Linked DNA regions of Homo sapiens: region 2 is linked to region 1. A link is a loop called in an ENCODE intact Hi-C map of the cell type or tissue named here. Cell type or tissue: endothelial cell of umbilical vein. All regions are shown on one strand. Each heading gives the region's core, and the rest is flanking DNA. Links, peaks and the distances in the headings are about the cores only.

Evidence for each region. Hi-C counts contacts between places; a loop is a spot of excess contacts. Peaks named below come from ENCODE experiments on the same cell type or tissue, not always from the same donor. Only the 100,000 strongest peaks of a DNase experiment are listed, where the experiment ranks them.
Region 2: it touches region 1 in a loop (4-fold over the local background); 2 of 110 quality-filtered maps call a loop at or near these places.

What each region holds. Positions count from the first base shown.
Region 1 is chr18:29,197,975-29,209,212 of GRCh38, reverse strand. The region is part of intron 3 of LOC105372044 (a long non-coding RNA gene); the gene reads left to right. Among named protein-coding and RNA genes, the nearest start is that of LINC02879, 47 kb to the right of the region's middle. In endothelial cell of umbilical vein, for the core only: no CTCF peak of the experiment used is centred there; no DNase peak of the experiment used is centred there.
Region 2 is chr18:29,143,220-29,154,457 of GRCh38, reverse strand. No RefSeq gene overlaps it. Among named protein-coding and RNA genes, the nearest start is that of LINC02879, 8.0 kb to the left of the region's middle. RefSeq lists an enhancer at 1-176. In endothelial cell of umbilical vein, for the core only: no CTCF peak of the experiment used is centred there; a DNase peak (open chromatin) is centred at 6,317.

The DNA of each region.
Region 1 (11,238 bases), core at 1,025-9,024:
CAGAAAGTGAAATTATTTATTGCAAGGCTAGGAACCCTATAAGGGGACTGTGTAGACAAGGTACCAGGCCAATTTTTCCAAGTTCTTTTATTGGCTTTACAAACTCAACCTTAGTTCCTCAAAGTTATCTGGTCATACTGGAAGATACAAAATTTCAGGCAAAGCCTTGGTAATACAACCAGTGTTACCAGTTGTGCTGTTACAAGAACAGATTATTATTGAACCTACACAAATAACTGTATTGCCATAAAATAAGAATACTCTGAATAGTTTCCAAATTTTGAAGGGATCAAGCAGGGTGAAATAAGAAAATGTTTCAATTCTGTTTGTAAAAATTAACATCACTAAATTACTGTAAGCTATAGATTAACTTAAAATTAAAAAAAAGTTTTATCGAATCTGGAAAACAAATCGTAAAAAGAATCAGCAATGTTTCAAACAAAAAGAAGTAGAAAATATCATAATACTTCATTGGTTCAGCCCTGGGCAATTAATTTTTGTTCTGCTTGAAATTGGGTGAGAAATTTTATGATTCCAGTTTTTTCCTTAGAGTTTTTCAACTCTTACCTAGTCCAAAGATATGGCCTCAAAGTTGTCAGAAACCTGTGTTTGTTAGAGTTCTTTCTATGCCTTCCCTGAATGTCCTTGAAGACATACTTTAGGATTATAAATGTTTGCAAAGAGTTTTCAGAAGAGGCATCAGAAGAAAACACTTAACTATGGACAACGAAAACTAAAACAGTTAAAGAGGCCAGGCAAGGTGGGTAGCTCACGTCTGTAATCCCAGTACTTTGGGAGGCAGAGGCAGGTAGATTGCTTGAGCTTCAGAGTTTGAGACCAGCCTGGCCAACATGGTGAAACTCCATCTTTATAACAAAATACAAAAACTAGCCAGGTATGGTAGTGTGCATCTGTGGTCTCAGCTACTTGGGAAGCTGAGGTGGGAGGATCCCTTGAGCCCAGTGAATGGAGCTTGCAGTGAGCTGTGATCACACCACTGCACTCCAGCCTCGGTGATAGAGTGAGACTCCATCCCAAAATAAAATAATAAAATAAAAAATATATATAATGGTTAAAGATCTGATTGGAGTTCATTATAATAATGATGACATTTGCGTTTTCTTTTGTGGCAGAAAACACTTTCATATAATAACCAAACTTATAACTGGTAACATGTTAGGTTTCTAGGAATTTTATACAAATTTGGAACACATATGTCAGTAACATAACCACAGAAATATAACTCCAAGAAAGTTGAACATATTTCTTAATTGACAGTGCTTCCTAGATAATTTTAACATAACAAATAAGCTTAATTAGTTTATCATCTTTCTCTCTTGGACTTCCAGGGGCCCCTCTAAAATGTCCAAAAGATGGTTTGAGGTCAAAAGGACTCAATTTTGATTTTGGATAGTTTGTCAAAAAAAAAAAAGTCAAAAGTTTTAAAAATACTTGATCAAAATAAAATCACAGGTCTCTGGGAAATAATATTCATCATACCAGTGTGATAATTAAAATACTTTTAAAGTAAACACAAGAAGCTACATAGTTATAGAAACACATTAACCTTTTAATATTTAGTTTTCCTAGGTAATCAAAGACCCAATAAAGAAGACAAGAAGCACAGGAAGCTATTCTGATAACATAGACTCTCTCTGTCTCTCTCTCTCTCTTTTTCTCTGTCTCGCAGTTCAATCAAAGTATTTTTTAAACAATTATTGTCTCTTATCATTATTACATAAAAACCTTGTTTAAAAGATAAAACCACATTCTAGTTTTTTGTCAGTGTACTTTTGATATTAAGGTGCATTTAAAAATCTTAATAATAAATTTGTGTAAGTTTAATCAGTTTGATCAAAAAAATCAGTTTGATTAGATTCATTATTTATAACTCTTTTACAACTTTTTTATCCATTCAGTTTTACGTTATTTCTTCTTTCATTCCTTCACTCCTAAATACCCTTTAAATAATCTCTAGACAAAGTTCTAGTTCTTTTTCTTAACAAAAGAAAAATTCTAGTACTTTAATTTCCTTACCAAAAACACCTATCTTTTTGTATACTTCGCATGTATGTTCTTTTTCTTATATGTAGTACTTTAATTACACATATTAATTTGAATTTCTAACTTTTAGTAACCTTAATTTCCATGAAAATCTAATAAATAAGTAATTTTTAACTTTTATATCGCATTTATAGACTAAAAGCCATTTCATAATTTTTAGAAAGATACATTTCTCAATTTTTTGTTTACTAACAGATCCAGATATATGTAGCTATTTTATACTGTATAAAAATAAGATGTTGAAGTATGTATACTTAGTATGTATACTTAAACTTATGCTTAATAATTAATGTTTCAGTACTTACTTGGCTCAGATAATTTATTATTATTTATCATTTAACAAACCATGAATTTAAGACTTCAAATTACTAAAAAAAATTTGAAACTTTGATAAATGTATATATAAATGTTATTTTATTTACATTTATCTCATTTACTTATTTAATAATTATATTTAAATTGCTCATGGAAAACAAAGCAAGTCATTTTTTAAAGTTTATTTTTCTGTTTTTAAGTAAAACCAAGCTTACCAAGTATCAGTCAGCCTTGTTTTAACCAAATCTTTTGAGACACTGGACACAGGATGCAACCATACTGGGCTTGGCCCTGTCCTGCAGCTGGTAGCCCAAGTGCTACAGACACATACATGTTCCCAGCCTTCACCTTGGCTACCTGCTTAGATCCCAGAATACAGAAGTTTAAAACCAAACACAGAAGCTCACAGCAAGATGTGTGGAAGGTTTTGGGAGAGCCCAATAGCTGACTCTTATAGTGTTAGCTCACCAACAGATTAGACAAGTATCAAAAATATCACAGGAACAAAAATTGTTAAAAGTTAAACTTTTTTTCCCTCTTCTTAAACATCTAGGAAGCAACAAGTTTATTTGACTAAAACTCTTGCGAAAAAAAGTATGTTTGCATTACAATCAATGCTGACAATTTTAAAAACATTTCTATTTTTATCTTACCAAAAATTATAAACTAACTTTATTTACCAAAGATTATCTAAGATCACATGAACTAAAAGACATTTAAGTTAATTGTTATATTTTTCCTTTTGATAAAACACTTAAGTGCTTATTATTTATTTTCTTTAAGTTAATTAAATGTAAAGAATATATTTTGGTACTAAAACTGCAGGAAAAAAATACCACACATTCTCAATACACACATATACAGACATTCACAAATACACAGAAAGAAGCAGGTTTCTCAGCTTTTTAAAGGAAGAAATTCAACTTTTATTTTCGATTCAGGTGATACACATGCAGGATGGTTACATGGCTACATTGCTTGATGCTGAGGTTTGCAATATGAACTACCCTGTCATCTAGATACTGTACATAATATCCAACGGTTAGTTTTTCAACCCTTATGCCCCTCCCTTTTTCCTTCCTCTATTGCTCTCCAGTGTCTATTGTTGCCATCTTCATGTCCATGAGTATCCAATGTCTAGCTCACACTTATAAGTGAGAACATAAGATATTTGGTTTTCTGTTCCTGCACTAGTTTAGTTAGTTTAATGGCCTCAAGCTGCATTCATATTGCTGCAAAGGACAGGATTTCATTCTCTTTTATTGCTGTGTAGGATTCTATGGTGTATATGTGCCACATTTTCTTTATCCAGTCCACCGCTGATGAGCACCTAGGTTGATTCTATGTCTTTGCTATTGTGAATAGTGCTGCAATGAACATGTGAGTCATCATATGTGATGGACATATGTCTTTTTGGTAGAATAATTTATTTGTGTTGGGATATATTCTCAGTAATGAGATTGCTGGTTGAATGCTAATTGTTTTAAGTTCTTTGAGAAATCTCCAAACTGCTTTCTACAGTTACTGATCTAATTGGCATTCACACCAGCACTGTATAAGCATTCCCTTTTCTCCACAGTCTCACCAGCATCTGTTTTTTTTTTTATGACTTTTTAATAATAGCCATTCTGACTGGCATGAGATAGCATCTCATTGTGTTTTTGATTTGCATTTCTCTGATGATTAGTGATGTTGAGCATTTTTTCATATGTTTGTTGGTATGTCTTCTTTTGAGCAGTGTCTGTTCATATCCTTTGCCCACTTCTTAATGTGGTTATTTGTGTTCTGCTTGTTGAACTGTTTAAGTTCCTTATAGATTCTAGATATTAGACCTTTGTCAGATGTATAGCTTGTGAGTATTTTCTCCCACTCTGTATGTTGCCTGTTTACCTTTTGATCGTTTATTTTGCTATGCAGAAGCCCTTTAATTAGGTCCTATGACAATTTTTGTTTTTGTTGCAATTGTTCTTGAAGACTTAGTCATAAATTCTTTCTCAAGGCTATTGTCCAGAATGATGTTTCCTAGGTTTATTTCTAGGATGCTTATAATTTGAGGACTTTCATTTAAGTCTTTAATCAACCTTGAGTTACTTTTTGTATATGGTGAAAAGTAGGGCTTCAGTTTCATCCTTCTATTCTACAACTTTTGTTAAGGTTTTTCATTTGTCAGTTTTTAAAGAGTTTCCCTTTCCCTTCAGATTATATGTCTTTAACTACCAGTTCCATTGCCCTAGGTAATAGTTAGGCAACCCTAAGTTTGGACTTCTAAGGAGATGACTCTTAGGAGGAACAAAAGAGAAAATTTATATCTCAAGGTACAGAGAAGGAATTAATGTTTGTTTTTATTAACAAAAGAGAAAATTTATATCTCAAGGTACAGAGAAGGAATGAATGTTTGTTTTTATTTGATTTTTGCTTGTTTGATTGTTTTTTCCTCAAGAAAGACCTTTTGGCATATAGCTATTATCAGAGGTCAATTTTGTAGGGACTGTGGGCTAAATTTTAAGTCTGAATGTGTCCAAAGCTTATCTGGATGGACAAAGTATCCCTTTCTGCTAAAACTGAATTTATTGCATTTTTCTCTAATTTGGTCTTGAGATGTCTCTCTGGGGAGTCGCTATAAAATCTATCCATGCCTTGACAGGTAGATCAAGATAGCCACTCTCTATGAGAGCCTTGGCTCGGAAGGGAATTAGGTTCACATGTGTCAGTTAGATGAGACATAGAGAAAAATTTAAAAATTGATGCCCAGGCAACATAAAATCATAGGAATTTACTATTTATTACTTTGTAAAATGGGATTTTACAAAGTAATAGACAAGCCTGGGAGAAAATCAAAAGCTTGTTTAAAATCATCATTTGAATGCCAGAAAGTCATATTTTGGAGGCCTGGAGGCCAACTTAGTTAGATCAGAAACTTTTCAATTTAGCCTCAATTTCTTAACCAGATTATTGAGATTAGGGTGGAGCCCATTAATGAATAGGGCAAACAAAGCATCTGTAACTTCCAGGACTAATACTTACATATTCAGAAGACAGGAGTAGTTAGAAGATGGAGCACCTAGATTTCCAGAAATCCAAAATCTCATTTTTATGTTTGAATCCTGGATTTTCCAGAGAGGAAGCAAAAGCTAAGAAGGGAAATGCCATGAGGCTGGGCCGTGCAGCACTCCCACAGGGTATCCAGCAGTAAGAATGTTCCCTCAAGGCCGGTGAGTGACAGTGCCAACTAGCCCATTCCGTGACTAACTCACTACTTGATGGGAGACTTGTCCATTGGTTTCAAGGGCTTTGAGACCTTCCAATTGCCAAAAATAATCCCATTATCAACCCATGGCCCCATCTCTAAGATCCTCCCCCTATCAATGAAGCCAGTGACTTTTCTTGTAGGAAATTACCTTTTATTGTCAGTTTCTGTCTGGCCCCTGCAGTAATAACCATTTATTGCAGTCACTGTCAGTTACCTTAAAAATTAGAGCTTCTGTCAGTGACTAATCAGTTTCCACCCACCCGAAGTTCAAGTGCCCTTTCAAAGCATACAGTAACCATTGGTGCCCCACAAAATCAAAGGGATCTCACTGTAAAAGACAGTAGAGTTTCATACCTGAGGGTAACCCACCCACAGCTCTTGGGGATCCATGAGGAAGACAGAGGACCACCAAAAAGAGAGTCACTGGTGCCTTTTTTGTGTTCCTCAAGGGGTTTTAGGGTCACTAGAAGTCTCCCTTAGATCCTATCTTTTGGTTGTCAGCACTCTGATATTCCCATGGGAGAACCAGGATCCAACAGGCAGAAGAGGAGACTATAAAAAAAAAAAAGGGACAGTCTGAATATCAGCTAGTTAAGCCAACTTCTGACCATAGGACTCTTTAAAGAAAAAGTCCTTTCAGTCCTTTCAAATCCCTTATCAGATTTTAGCCAGGACGAAAACATCAAATATTTCTGACTTCTTCTTATTTATTTATTTATTTTTCTTTTAAACCAATCTTACCTAACATATGACTCAGAACCAAAATCAATAAACCTTTTATGACTTAACCAAGGATGCATAAAGCTTCTCCAAGGAGATATAAACATGCAGTCTTCACAAGATCCAGAGTCATCCCCAAAGACAGCAAAAACGGAAAAGATACATAGATAACTTATTTAGAGCTGGTGGCTGTTGGCTCACTAACCACAAATGGGGCCAACCCACATTTCTATTCAGCTGCATTCTTTTTATGGGGTCCACAGGCTTTTGGTTTATCATCTGTACACACCAACGTGATAACCCATGTGCCCCAACAGGAGGCAAGCCAAGCCGAGTTCTCAGAACACAAAATGAGATAAACAGAAAAATAATAGCTGTCAATGAGAGGGAAAAGGATCATTAATAATTGGGGGCCCATAGCCAAATTTACAAAAGAGTCATAATTCAAACAAATGATTTTCTCCTGCTAAGCTGAGTTTGGAAGGGGAAGGATATGAAGGTAATTTTTACCTTCCATTCTTAACTGGGTACTATATGTAGAGATTCAGGGGAGATGACATTGGTAAAAATTATTACTTTTCTTTGTTATCTTTTTGTCAGTTATCCCAGGACCTCATCTGCAGGCTCTGGGGCAAGTCAGGTGTCCCAGCCATCCCATTCTTGTTACCAAAACTATATAGGTGGAGAGGGGTGAGCCTTTTTCCCCACCGTAAGAATCACAGCCACCACGCTTATAACAAAGACAGATTAACAAGAGAAAAGCGTAATAGATGTATGTGATCATAGTTTTACATGACACAGAAAACTTCAGAATAAGACCCAAAGATACGGGGAAAGCCATCCATTTTCACGCACTGACTCAATGAAGAATGAAAGCCATGCAGCACCGTTTAACAAAAACAATATGAACTAATGTTAGTAGAGTAAGTGAGGAAACTCAGTGTGTTAGTCCATCCTTGCATTACTATAAAGAAATACCTGAGACTGGGTAATTTATAAAGAAAAGATGTTTAATTGGCTTATGGTTCCACAGGCTGTACAGGGAACATAATGCTGGTATCTGTTTGGCTTCTGGGGAGGTCTCAGGAAACTTACGAACATGGCCAAAGGTGAACAGGGAGCAGACACATCTAACATGGCAGAAACAGGAGTAAGAGAGAGTGAGAGAGGGGCTAAATACTTCTAAACAAACAGACCTCATGAGAACTCACTCACTATCATGAGAACACCACCAAGAAGATGGGAATAAAGCACTCCGAAGAAACACCTCCATGATCCAATCACCTCCCAGAGGCCCCACCTCCAAAATTGGGAATTATAATTCAACATGAGATTTGGACAAAGACACAGATCCTAACCATATCACTTAGTAAGGCCTATCCAGATTCTTCTTGGCCTCTCTGTGCAGCATTTGCTTATTCTGCGTATGGGGCAGGACGTTTGCTGAAAGGAGGGGACCTTAGGGCCTTCAATCAAACCAACTAGGTCAGAGAATTTCTTTATAGCCAGTTCTTACACAGATAAATGGGAGAAAGTGATGAGTATATTTTATGTTTTGTGGCTGGCTTTGGGGAAAAGGGTTCTGTTTTCTATGACCTGCTTTGGGGAAGAGGAATTCTAGTTTCTATGGCTAGCCTTGGGGGAGAATGATGGATGAAAGAGAGGAGGGAGAAGTTCAGAGAGAAACTTTTTTTCTGTGGCTATTTCTGAGGCCTTCACATTAGGGTATTGCATTCTGAGTGGCAACATTATGCATATTAGTTTACTTAACAAATATGCATTAAGATCCTACTCTATGTCAGGCATTCTGGCATGTTTGAGGGCCATGTGAAGGAAAATGACTTTGTCTCTGGAGTCTGAACTTAAGAATCTTAAATCGTTCAAGCAGACAGACTAATCTCTGCATGCCACTCTTCCTGCCCTTGTTTCAATTCCATAATCATGCCATGTTCCCTAAAGCCACATTCCCTAATGAACATTATATGCCATTCACCCCCTCCTGCTTCTCCCCACCAAAGACCTACTCATCCTTAAAATATCACTTCCTAAGAGAAGCCTTTCTTTATCTGCTAGTCTAGGTCATGAGAATAAATAAATATTTCTTTATTACTTGAATGATTGATTGAAATAACAAATGAAAGATGCTGAAGGAGAATTCAAAGTTTTTTGGTGGTGAAGACTTTGAATTGGGGAATCTCTTTACATCCATTGGGAACCTCATATGTCCAGATGTGAATGTACAAGTTCTTTGTTTTTCTGCAAGTTTATTTAATCAACAGAAAATAGTCTCACTGACTTTAACTGTCGATTTCTAAGTCATTCTTAAATATTTTATTAAAATATAAATATTTAAGGTTCACCATGATAGAGTTACAGACACACTACCTCAAAATATGGCACTTGGCATTTGGAAAAAACAGAAGTAGAAAACTCACTCTCCTCTTCCCCTTGCTCTTTTCCTGAAGAGGTGTATAAAACCTAGCAGACCCTAGCAGACTTTTCTCTGAAGTAGGCCATAAGATTCTCGTTCCAGGAGGGTCCCTTCTATGTCCAGAGAAAAGGACTATCACACAGAAAAACAGAGAAGAATCTGAATAGGCCTTGCTAAGTTCCCCCCAAGTCATTGCTATTAGGTCATAACCTGTTAAGCTCCAATCATACTGCAACACAACTGTCCAAAAAAATGTACAGTTTTTCCTATTTCTTTGGGTCTTCATTTCTGAAGGCTCTTGTGTTACATAAAATTTATATTAAATAAATTTCTATGCTTTTCTCTTATTAATCTGTCTTTTCTTATAGGAGTATCAGCCATGAGCCTAGCAATGGGCAAATAAAGAAATCTTTTCTCCCTTACAACCATTAGAAATAGTGATTTTAAAATTTGCCTCCTGTCATCTCCCTATGAAGCCTTCCTTGACTCCTAAATCTTCTGTCATTGAAAATAAAACTCATGATCTAAGAAATCTTTTTGTCCAGGTCAGTTCTGTATCACTAGTGCTTAGAACAATACTCAGAAGAGTTGATGAATAAATGGTAAAGAGCATGAATACTCTTTTTATTTCCCCATATTACTTATATCTGCTCAGAGTCATTTACAATTTTGTCTTGCTTGTAAGTGTGGGTTCTTTGAGGACATAGACAGCACGTTCCATTCATTTTCATATCCTGAGTAATCAAAAATATATATGCATCATCCATGTTGGTAAAGTGCACACTCCTACTTGCCTATTAGGGAAGAACACATACAATACCTGGCATGTAGAGAATGGATTGGAGGACTTGAAGATTGGAGTTTCTCAAAGCAGTAGAGATGTAATTACAACAGTACATGAAAAAAATATGGATGTGTGAAATATATTAGCAGTAAAAAGACGAATGTGAGAAGGAAATAGTTTGTGATTCCTTTGGTGCTTGAATGTAGATAAAAGAAGAAGAATGTATTAATAAATATTTAAACATATTTACAAATTTCTAAAATAGGCAACATGGGTATGTTGGGGCAAAGGAAACTTCCCCTTCGCCCTTAGAAGTTTCACTGAAAAATAATCTCACAATAAGGCAGATTAAATTAGAGAAAAGACTAAAAATTTCTTACTACTGTGCACGGGGAGAATCACAGAGTGATTGTCCAATATTCCAATGGGGTACAGATGCTTATATACTTCTTAGAGGAAAGAGTGATAGAGAAGTGTGGATGATGTTCAGGAGATGGTAGATGAATTTAAGGGCAATTCAATTGACTTGCAAAACGTACAATGATCTGGCACAAAGGCTGTTGAGCACACAGAACATCAGACAATGGTTTGAGACTAAAGTCTGTTCAGGTTTGTTGACAGACTTTAGTCTTCCCGTGATATGAGTTCAGTTAATGAAAACCCAGGGAAGAGACTGGAGGTAATTGTTTTCTTCTTTGGTAGGTCCGGGCTTGCAGATAATGGAACTTCAAAGTACAACTGTATTTTGTGCTTAGGAAGAGATTGTGGGGTAGGGGGTGAAACAAAGAGACCTTGAGGCCTCTTCTTTAGTTCAGTATATAAAAAGGATTGTAATTTTGGGTTATCAATTGCTGAGCCCCAACAAGTACCATTAACTAAAAAAGGAGACACAAGAGAAAATTCTAGTTTATAGCAGAAAATACAGAAAACAAAAATTGAATTTTAAACAGAACTGGGATATATAGCTCAGGTGTCCCCACACCTTGGGCCACGCACTGGTACTGGTACATGGCCTGTTAGGAACAGACCCACACAGCAGTAGGTGTGTGGCAGGCAGGTAAGAGAAGCTTCATCAGTATTTTTTGTTTGTTTGTTTGTTTAATTTTTTATTTCCATAGGTTATTGGGTAACAGGTGGTGTTTGGTTACATGAGTAAGTTGTTCAATGTTGATTTGTGAGATTTTGGTATACCCATCACCCGAGCATTATACACTGCACCCAATTTGTAGTTTTTTTTATCCCTCACCTCCTCCCACCCTTTCCCCCTGAGTCCCCAAAGTGCATTGTGTCATTCTTATGCCTTTGCATCCTCATAGCTTAGCTCCCACTTATGAGTGAGAACATAATGATGTTTGGTATTCCATTCCTGAGTTACTTCACTTACAATAATAGTCTCCAATCTCATTCAGGTTGCTGCGAATGCCACTAATTCATTCCTTTTTATGGCTGAGTAGTATTTCATTGTATTTATGTGTACATATATATATGTATATATATGTACACACACACACACACACACACACACACCCCAGTTTTTTTATCCACTTGTTGATTGATGGGCATTTGGGTTGGTTCCACATTTTTGCAATTGTGAATTGTGCTATGATAAACATGTGTGTGCAAGTATCTTTTTTGTATAATGACTTCTTTTCATTTGGGTAGATAACCAGTAGT
Region 2 (11,238 bases), core at 1,956-9,955, 56 kb after region 1:
GAAGACACAAGAATTTGCTAGACAACCTCTGCCTAGGCTTTCCAGCACAGGGTGTCCTTTCAGACAGTGATGCACATCAGTGAAACAAAGGGCAGGAACAGGGATGTCTGTCTGATCTTACAGAGGAGCTGCCCTTTGGATGACTATAATGTCTAACTATTTTAAGCCCTATATCTGGGTTTCCTGAGTTTTTACCTCTGCCTCCAATTGTCTATGCTTGGAAGAGTAATAATTAGTTCTGTAATTCTTTAATATTCACATATGTAATTATTACTTTGCATTCATTGAGCTGTGAAAATTTCTGTCTTCTGCTTTAGAGATATCGGATTGGCAAAAATAAATGAATTTCATCTGAAGAGAATTAACACAAGCATACACATATACACAGGAGTGCACATAAAAATTAATCTTCAAGAGGATAGAAACAGGGGATGGTGTAGTTCCTGCCATGAAGTACAGATCAACTGGTACCAGAGATTCAAAATTGTGGAATGGATCATGGGGATTTCTCTCTTCCCTGTCATAAAGAGTAATTCAATCAGGAAAACTGACATGCATTGTTGTATTGTGGGTGCAACAGCTGAGAAGATGAAAAAGACATAGAGAAAGGGGATATTGGAAATAAAAGGATGTTAAAATGATATAATTTTTAAGAAGGTTGAGAAGGAATATGGGATATTTATATTCCTCTAAATTTGATAGATAATGATGTCCACAAAGAAGAGTTTGCTGAAATAATTTTAAATTTTGGTGAGCACAGACTATCAATGCCAAACGCAATGGGTAATTTTCTGTGTCAGCTTGGCTAGGCTGTGATCTCCAAGTGTTTGTTCAAACAGCAATCGTAGATGTCCTTGTGAAGGTATTTTTAGGTAAGATTAACATTTAAATCAGTAGTCTTTGAGTAAAGCAGATGACCTGCAATAATGTGAGTGGGTCTCAAATTTGTTTTAAGTTGAAGGCCTTAAGAGAGAAAGATTAAGGTCATCCATGAAAGAGGGAATTCTGCTACCAGATTGCATTTGGACTCAAGCTGCAATATCAGCTCTTCCCTGGGTCTCCAACCTGACAGCCTGTCCTATAGATAAGAGCTTGCCAGTCCCCACAATCACATGACACATGAGCCAGTCCTTTTTTTTTTAGCCAATTCTTTAAAATTCTTCTCCTCTCTCTCTCTCTCTCTCCCCCGCCTCTCCCTCTCTCTCTCCCTTCTTTCTCTGTGTATACACATGCACGCGTGCACGCGCGCACACACACACACACACACACACACTCATCCTATTAGTTCCGTTTCTCTGGAGAACCCAGACTAATGTACTTCCTCAGTAATTGTTTTAGCATTCTGGATTCTGTTACTTTACTATCAGCCTTAAAATTGCAAAAAGAAGAAGGAAAGTTTTATCAACCATTTCAGACACTAAGTTTTCAGCCTTTTGGGATCAAGGAAAATACAATCCATATGTTTTGGACTCACTTGCTATTATCCAGAACATTATATCGGAGATGGTTTAAAATTTCTGGCTGGTTCAATATACGCAAATCAATAAATGTAATCCAGCATATAAACAGAACCAAAGACAAAAACCACATGATTATCTCAATAGATGCAGAAAAAGCCTTTGACAAAATTCAACAACACTTCATGCTAAAAACTCTCAATAAATTAGGTATTGATGGGACATATTTCAAAATAATAAGAGCTATCTATGACAAACCCACAGCCAATATCATACTGAATGGGCAAAAACTGGAAGCATTCCCTTTGAAAACTGGCACAAGACAGGGATGCCCTCTCTCACCACTCCTATTCAACATAGTGTTGGAAGTTCTGGCCAGGGCAATTAAGCAGGAGAAGTAAATAAAGGGTATTCAATTAGGAAAAGAGGAAGTCAAATTGTCCCTGTTTGCAGACGACATGATTGTATATCTAGAAAACCCCATTGTCTCAGCCCAAAATCTCCTTAAGCTGATAAGCAACTTCAGCAAAGTCTCAGGATACAAAATCAATGTAAAAAAATCACAGGCATTCTTATACACCAATAACAGACAAACAGAGAGCCAAATCATGAGTGTACTCCCATTCACAATTGCTTCAAAGAGAATAAAATACCTAGGAATCCAACTTACAAGGGATGTGAAGGACCTCTTCAAGGAGAACTACAAACCACTGCTCAAGGAAATAAAAGAGGATACAAACAAATGGAAGAACATTCCATGCTCATGCGTAGGAAGAATCAATATCATGAAAATGGCCATACTGCTCAAGGTAATTTACAGATTCAATGCCATCCCCATAAAGCTACCAATGACTTTCTTCACAGAATTGGAAAAAACTACTTTAAAGTTCATATGGAACCAAAAAAGAGCCCGCATTGCCAAGGCAATCCTAAGCCAAAAGAACAAAGCTGGAGGCATCACACTACCTGACTTCAAACTATACTACAAGGCTACAGTAACCAAAACAGCATGGTACTGGCACCAAAACAGAGATATAGATCAATGGAACACAACAGAGCCCTCAGAAATAATGCCGCATATCTACAACTATCTGACCTTTGACAAACCTGAGAAAAACAAGCAATGGGGAAAGGATTCCCTATTTAATAAATGGTGCTGGGAAAACTGGCTAGCCATATGTAGAAAGCTGAAACTGGATCCCTTCCTTACACCTTATACAAAAATCAATTCAAGATGGATTAAAGACTTAATCGTTAGACCTAAAACCATAAAAACCCTAGAAGAAAACCTAGGCATTACCATTCAGGACATAGGCATGGGCAAGGACTTCATGTCCAAAACACCAAAAGCAATGGCAACAAAAGACAAAATTGACAAATGGGATCTAATTAAACTAAAGAGCTTCTGCACAGCAAAAGAAACTACCATCAGAGTGAACAGGCAACCTACAACATGGGAGAAAATTTTTGCAACCTACTCATCTGACAAAGGGCTAATATCCAGAATCTACAATGAACTCAAACAAATTTACAAGAAAAAAACAAACAACCCCATCAAAAAGTGGGCGAAGGACATGAACAGACACTTCTCAAAAGAAGACATTTATGCAGCCAACAGACACATGAAAAAATGCTCATCATCACTGACCATCAGAGAAATGCAAATCAAAACCACAATGAGATACCATCTCACACCAGTTAGAATGGCAATCATTAAAAAGTCAGGAAACAACAGGTGCTGGAGAGGATGTGGAGAAATAGGAACACTTTTACACTGTTGGTGGGACTGTAAACTAGTTCAACCATTGTGGAAGTCAGTGTGGCGATTCCTCAGGGATCTAGAACTAGAAATACCATTTGACCCAGCCATCCCATTACTGGTTATATACCCAAAGGACTATAAATCATGCTGCTATAAAGACACATGCACACGTATGTTTATTGCGGCAGTATTCACAATAGCAAAGACTTGGAACCAACCCAAATGTCCAACAATGATAGACTGGATTAAGAAAATGTGGCACATATACACCATGGAATACTATGCAGCCATAAAAATGATGAGTTCATGTCCTTTATAGGGACATGGATGAAATTGGAAATCATCATTCTCAGTAAACTATCGCAAGAACAAAAAATCAAACACCGCATATTCTCACTCATAGGTGGGAATTGAACAATGAGATCACATGGACACAGGAAGGGGAATATCACACTCTGGGGACTGTGGTGGGGTGGGGGAAGGGGGGGAGGGATAGCATTGGGAGATATACCTAATGCTAGATGACGAGTTAGTGGGTGCAGCGCACCAGCATGGCACATGTATACATATGTAACTAACCTGCACAATGTGCACATGTACCCTAAAACTTAAAGTATAATAAAAATAAATAAATAAATAAAATTTCTATATATGTATTTTTCTTGAAAACAAGTAAACAAAACAGTAGGTTTTCTACTATATCCAGATGCAGAGCATAAAATCTGTTTTCTAACTCAGATTTTCCAAAATTTCCTTGGATTCCAATGTTGACAAAACTCCCCCTTAATACTGAAAACAAAACAAAACAAAACAAAACTAACTGCTGGCAATTATAACTTTGCACTACAAAATATGTTACTCAGTCTGAATTAGGTCAACGGGAAATAAATTGATTGTCAAAAGCTGCATATTAAAAAAACTTTCATTAAATGCATTTGATATGAATACATAACTGTAAAAGGTATATATTTCTAATGTACATATATGACATAAATAAATCTGAAGCCAAGCTATACTGTTCCACAAAATAACTTAATTTTGAAAAGAAAAGCTTTCTATTCTTCCCTGACCATTCAAACAATATACTGAATGTAGGCCTCAAAGTGCCAATTAAAAAATGCCTTTTTGCAGAATGCCCTATTTGAGGTGTCAGGTAATGAAAAGTTACCAACTGGTATTAGAGAAAAAGAATAATTTTCCAAGAGAAAAATATTGTTGCAATTTAGTTTTATTCTACATTTAACGAAATTATTTCAATAGACCTCAATCTGAAGAAATAATAGCACAGAAATATCCAAGTAATTACTGGCTATTTAAAACCCCCCACTTTTTTTTGGTTTGTTTGTTTTTCATTCTCTAGAGTAAAAACATAGAGGAAAGGAAAAGAAAAGTGATATATTTATTGTCTTCCTGATAAAAAATTAAAAATTTCTGAGTGAGTCTTACTATAAATGTCTGGTATTTTATTTACTATCATTGTATGTCAACTAAACATCATATAAAACATGTCATGCTGTAAATGGGGGAGAAGATACTACCAGTTTCAAATGTTTCGGAAACATAAGTTTTATCTAGATAGGCCAACCTTTCATTTTCTATCGGTATATACTCAGAAGCCTGATAGATGTGCCTTGGACTCTTCAGTCCCACACATCATCAAAGTCCACTCTTATGATGTTCTTATTATAGTTAACATTTCAATTCTCTCATTTCAAGGGCCCAGGATGGCTTGTATTATGACAAGACCAAGGGTGGCTGCCTCTCCTTTGACCTATTACAATGACTTTTGGTCCCAAAGATTGTCAGAATGTAAGCCTCTGTTACTGCTAATGATATCTCAAGAATATGTGAAAAGGGCTGGCACAATCTGTAGAAAATGGCTACATATCTGGAATTTAATAATGACTTTTCATATGGTCAATAATGAAGACTTTTCATAACATCAGTTAAAGGCAAGACAGTAGCGGTTTTACCTCTGCTTCAGCAAAACATCAAATACCGATGCATGTCTACTGATTTTAAGCATTGGGTGACTGGTGCAGAATATTTTCAGATGTTGCACCACAATATTTTTCCAGCATTGGTCAGTATTTGATTGGCAATCTGCAACTTTAGAAAGTTCTATAAAATTGAAACAGATCAGAGGAAGAAATTGTAAATATGCAATACAATTTAAAATAATTATAAGGAAAGAGACAGTTGTTAGAAAATATGAAGGGAAGAGACAGCTGTTAGGAAATATTCGAAAACAGAAAAGTTTAAGAAATATTAGAGTGAGGGACAATGAACAAAGTATGATCCAGGAAGAACTAGACCAGAAGCACGGAAGATCCATCCACCTTCCTGTAGAGGAGAAAGCAGGTCTACACTGGCCTAAGAGAGTTCATTTTAACTTGGCCAAGACAAAGGTATTGAGATGCTGGGTAAGTCTATAGAAACCAAGCATCATGAAAGTGCACATGTCTTTTATTTGAATGTTTCTCAAACTGACCAGTCCTCAGAAGAGCAAGTAATTTGATGATAAAGAGCTGCTACTGTGATTCAGTTATAGGTTTGCAAAAATGTCTCATGCTAATTGATCAAACCATGCTAGAAACTGCTGGCACAAATGTTTTTGTGATCAGATACATTTGAAATAACAGCTGAATTATTCAGTCATGCATAATGGTCCAGAAAGAAAAAAGAAAAAAATGACAAAAAATTATAAAAACATAGAAGATACACTCCCTTCCACTACTGAGGGATGGTGACATTGATTTTGTTTCACTATGAAACATAGCATCCAGAAAAATAACAAGATTCAAGCACGTGGAAGTAAACATCTTTTTCAATTTCACATATTATTAATAAGGTTTTTAAGATTCAGACTACAGAGTCTACACCAGCTGGTTTAAATAAAAATTGGCTTATTACAGGACATTTCAACTTATAAATTATATAACCTAAAACAAGGAAGCCAGAAAAACGCCTAACTATATCACAGGACTGACTCAGCAGAAATCCTACTACTGCTGCTTGCTAGTCAAGAGCCACAAAGCCAGGATCTATCCCACAGCTGTATAGGAAAGAAAAATGAAATGCCTGCATGATCATGTTTGTGAAAGACCTTCCCCTTCCCAGTTCCCACACTGGTGCATCTGCTACTAAATTCCTGGTCACGTGCAGGGCACCAGCTACAAAGGAATCTGGGATATGTAGTTTTAATGCTCCATACTGTGAGCTAATCCAGAGTATTAGTCACTGACACTCATATAGAGAAGTCAAAATGGAATGACCATCAAAATGTTGGAGAAAGATTAGGGAATTATTAGAAGAGGTACTAGGGGAATGATAGTCATACTTTTAATATTTTGAGAGTTTGAATTTATAAATCTCTCACAGACTACATAGATTAGCTGAATTACTACCAGTCCAAAAATTACATGTTTTATTTTATACTGTATTATAATAGGTGTCCTTTTACTTTCAAAAATTGTAGCATTTTTAAACTAATTTTCTTAAGAATGTGATACAGAAAGAAAACTGAAAAACAACATATTTATATTTTATCTGATTTTATAAGATTTTTTTTTCAGTCAACTGGTGAAATTGGTAAATCCTGCCAATAAGTCTTTATACCAAATTACGTTTTAAAATTAGTTTCATAAAAGGAACAAAAGCATTTCCATGCTAGACAAGATGTCACTTATCGTCAATTTAACTCGAGGCATTTGAAATAAAACAACTGTATTTTTACATTGAAAATTATTTGTTACAGGAACTTGATAGCATAATCCACAATGTGATGTGAGGTACTTGTCAAAAATTTTAAAGTTTATAACACATAAGTAAACATTTGAGAGGATACCAGTTTGATTTGTAAATACTCTAAAAAATAAAATTTAGCAAACTTTTTTGTTTCTTTTTAAGAGATATGGTCTTGCTTTGTTGGCTAGGCAGGAGTGCATTGGCTATTCACAGGTGCAATCATAGCACACTACAGCCTCCTGAGTTCAAGAGATCCTCCTGTTTCAGCATCCCAAGTAGCTGGGGATATAGACATGCACCTTTACATTTATGAATGAAAAATCTCATGGCATCACAATCACCTGAGTTATTCACATTTCTCTTTTGCTTATAACTACTTGCCATCCAAAAGCTGTTGTTTTTTTTTAACATGTCAATCATTCCCCGTGCCATTTACCTAGCACTGAGACCACAATATGCGTGAACTTTAACTTCACTTTTCAACCTTGTCTTACTGTTAACATTGACAGGCGTTTTTGTTTAGACTGAAATGTTGCCTCTGGAACTGACAAAATGCAGTGGTTTGCATTCTCTTGCATGGAAAGAAAAACTCAACTTACAAAACAGAGAAGTGGAACACAATAGCTTTTTTTTTTTAATGTCAGAATTATAATTATCTTGAGCCTTAGGCCCCTCACATATTTTTCTGTCTCGTTTGTGTAAACGACTCTGTCATGCTTCAGTATTTGTGAAAAGAGTCTGAAAATTACAGACACAAGTGTTTAGAAATTTCCCCTTAACCCTCCCTGAAATGACAATAAACAAAAAAAAAAAAGAAAAAAGAGAAAAGCATGTTTATGTCTCTTAACCTCATAGGTAAAAATTAAAAAGGTTTTCATTTACATAATTTATCTAGCACTAGCTTTAAGAATAATAGGCTAGCTTCTAAATAGAATGTATTCCTGAATTGATTCCATAAGCAATTTGGTTACCAGGTATTTCCTCCTGGTAGCTGTAGAAATAGAGAATGCACATATTTCTCTATTAACTATTTCTTCCTTATCTTTTGAGAAATCTCATAACATCACAGAATGTTATGTTTCACACTACGTTAAAATGTAAAAACGGCTTCCTCTTACCAAGAAGTGTAGCTGTTGTTGGCTAGCGCCTCATCAGTGAATTTCAGACAGATGTTCTGCTTTCTATCTGCACACTAAAACCTAGTGCCTTCAGTACTAAAGATCTTCCTCCTGTCACATTAAACTATGACAGGCCCTGAGCCTTCCAACTGATAGGAAGACTCAAACAGCTTTATTTACTTCTGAATATACTGAAGGGGTTGGGGGTCGGGGAGGGCATGATATCTTTAATTTGAGCCAGCTGTGAAGCTTCCAGAGAATCCCTCTGTAGCCAGTGCTGGGCTAAGATTAAACCAGGCAAAATGCCTAAAGAGATACTGAATAGGTTTGATACAAATTACATTGTCTTGCTGGTTTGAAAGTGCACATTACTGGAGTCATTAACCATAATCATCCTCAATTACAAGCACTATAAGCGTGCATACAGCAGCCCAGTAAATGCAGCCATTGTTTGTCTGCAATGTCCATAATCTATGAAGACATTGCCTCCCATCACTGGACAAGAAGCCACCTCCTTTCTGTCCCTTTCCTCTCTCTTTTCTATATAGTCCCAGTGTTTCAAGCTTTATCTCCGAAATAGTGAAATCCGTCAAAGCAATTTTTTTCTCTGACAATTCAATATTGTTAAAGATACTAATTTCCCTGTTCCGTGCTAAGGAATAAGCATTAGTTGTGACAAATTTCAGATTCGCTTTTGCTTGCCCTATTAGATTGGCCAATTTTTTTAAAAATAATACTTTTCTAATTATTTTTCAATGGTATCATAACACTTCATATCACAAAGTGGTAATAAAATAAGGAAACAAATAGGATACATGGTTTATAACTCTCACATTGTAACATTTAATTATCAGAATGTATATCTTCCAGTTAAGGTTGAACTGAGCAAGAGTTTGGGAAGACACACTTTATATATATATATATATATTTTTTTGAAATATTTTCAGACTAGCATAGTAAAAAGTACATAGCACAAAAATAGTACAAAGTATTGTCATATCTTTCCCCCTAAATTTCATGAATGTTAACATTTTCTTCATACATGCTTTATCATGCTCTTCACTTTCTGTCTCTCTATCCATCATCTATCTATCTATCTATCTATCTATCTATCTATCTATTTACCTATCATGTGTCATCTCTATCATCTATTTTTTGTCTGTGTGCTATACTTTGCATATTTGTCCCTTTTAAAACTCATGTTGAAATTGAATTGCCATTGTAACTGTAGTTAGAGGTGAGGCCTTTACAAGGTTTTTGGACCTGAAGGCGCCATCCTGATCTGTAGATTTAAATCCTTATTAAAAGGATTTCCAGGAACGAGCTCTCTCTCCAGTCTTCCACTCTTCTACCATGTGAGAACACAGGATTCCTCCTCTCTGGAGAGTTCATCATTCAAGGCACCATCTTGGAAGCAAAGACTGGATCCTCACCAGACACAATCTGCCAGCACCTTGATCTTGAACTTCTCAGCCTCCAGAATTGTGAGAAATGGATTGTTATTGTTTATAAATTACCCATCTATATTATTCTGTTACAGCAGCACAAAACTGGCTAAGATACTTGTGTGTTTTGTTTTTTTTTTAATACTTTTTTTGAAAGTAAGTTGCAGATTTTACATTTAAATACCCCTTTACTTCTCAATATTTCAGTGTGTTTATAAATTCAGTATATTTCTAAAAATAGGACATTTCTTTCACAGCCAGAATCCAGTTATTAAAAGGAGGAAAATAACACTGATAAAGCAGCATTGTCTAATCTAAATCTTTTAATCAGATTTTGCCAATTCTACCACTAACGTCCATTCCTGTTCCAGAATTCAATACAGAGTGGCATGTTATCTTTAGTTTTCATTTCTGTCAGACTTAGTATTACCTTACATATTTAAAGAGATCAGGCCAATTATCTTGTTGACTGTCCTTTATTTTGAGTTTGACTAATGGTTTCTAACTATTAGATGCACATTATAAAATTTTTGTAGGAATATAACAGGTATGATAATGTGTGTTTCTCAGTATTTCTTATTAGGAGGCATCTGGTATTGATTTGTCCCATTGCTGATAATGTACATTTTAAATCTGCAGTTAAGGTTGTGTCTGCCAGGTTTCTCCACTACAAATTTACTATTTTTTTCTTTGCAATTAATAAGCATCTTATGAAGAGATGTTATCAAGTGAATATTCAGTTTGTTGTCATACTTTTGCCCATTATCCATTGATATTCTTGTCTGAATCTATTACTCTTGTGATTGCAAACAAATGGCAATTTTTTCTAATTCCATGATTCTTTTTACATTTATTACTTGACATTCTACAGTAAGAGCTCTTCATTTTCCCCATTTATTCATGTATTGGTTCACTTCAGCATTGAATCCTTGATTTTCATTATATTCTGTGTGTTATATTCCATTACTATTATTATGATTTTTATTCGTCAAATTGTTCCAAATTTGGTCAATGGGAGAGACTTCAAGCTAGCCCTTAGGTTCTTTTTACATGTCCTCATCATTTTCTGAGCTTGTTTTTTACTTCCTAACACCACAAAATATTCTAAGTACATCTTATAGTTTCCATGTTTTAGTCTTAGAATCAGCCATATCTACAAGGATACCTGCATACCTTTTAGAAGAGAATAATACTTAGAAGCAAAAATCTGTGTGTAATGTTTGCTCAGTGACAATGGGATGTTTTCACCTTTCGGAACTCTCAGAGTTGGAAAATATATTCATGTATGTATGTGCATTGTATGTGTATGTGTGAGTATGTGTGTGCACAACATATCTATAAATATTTGCTATAGATATAGTGTGGCTGTTACTTGCTGAGATTTGGTGACTAGTTTTTTCTTTTTAATTTATAGCTATTTTTAATTTGGGGATTTTCTGTATTTGAGCATATTACTTTTCATATTTATTTTTTTTGGTTTTCTTCTTTTTTTCTGCACTGTTTTGGGAGGAACTGTGGGCTAACATGGATTTAGTTGGGTGATGTCTTCTCTGGCTCTGTGGAAGTCTGAGCATAATTTTCCCTGTATTTCAATAGTTTTCACTTGGAATTTTTTTATTCAACAAATACTAAGAACTACAAGAAATGTTTGAGATACTTCTTATATAAGGGAAATCATAAGAAAGATAACATTCCATATCTTTAAGAAA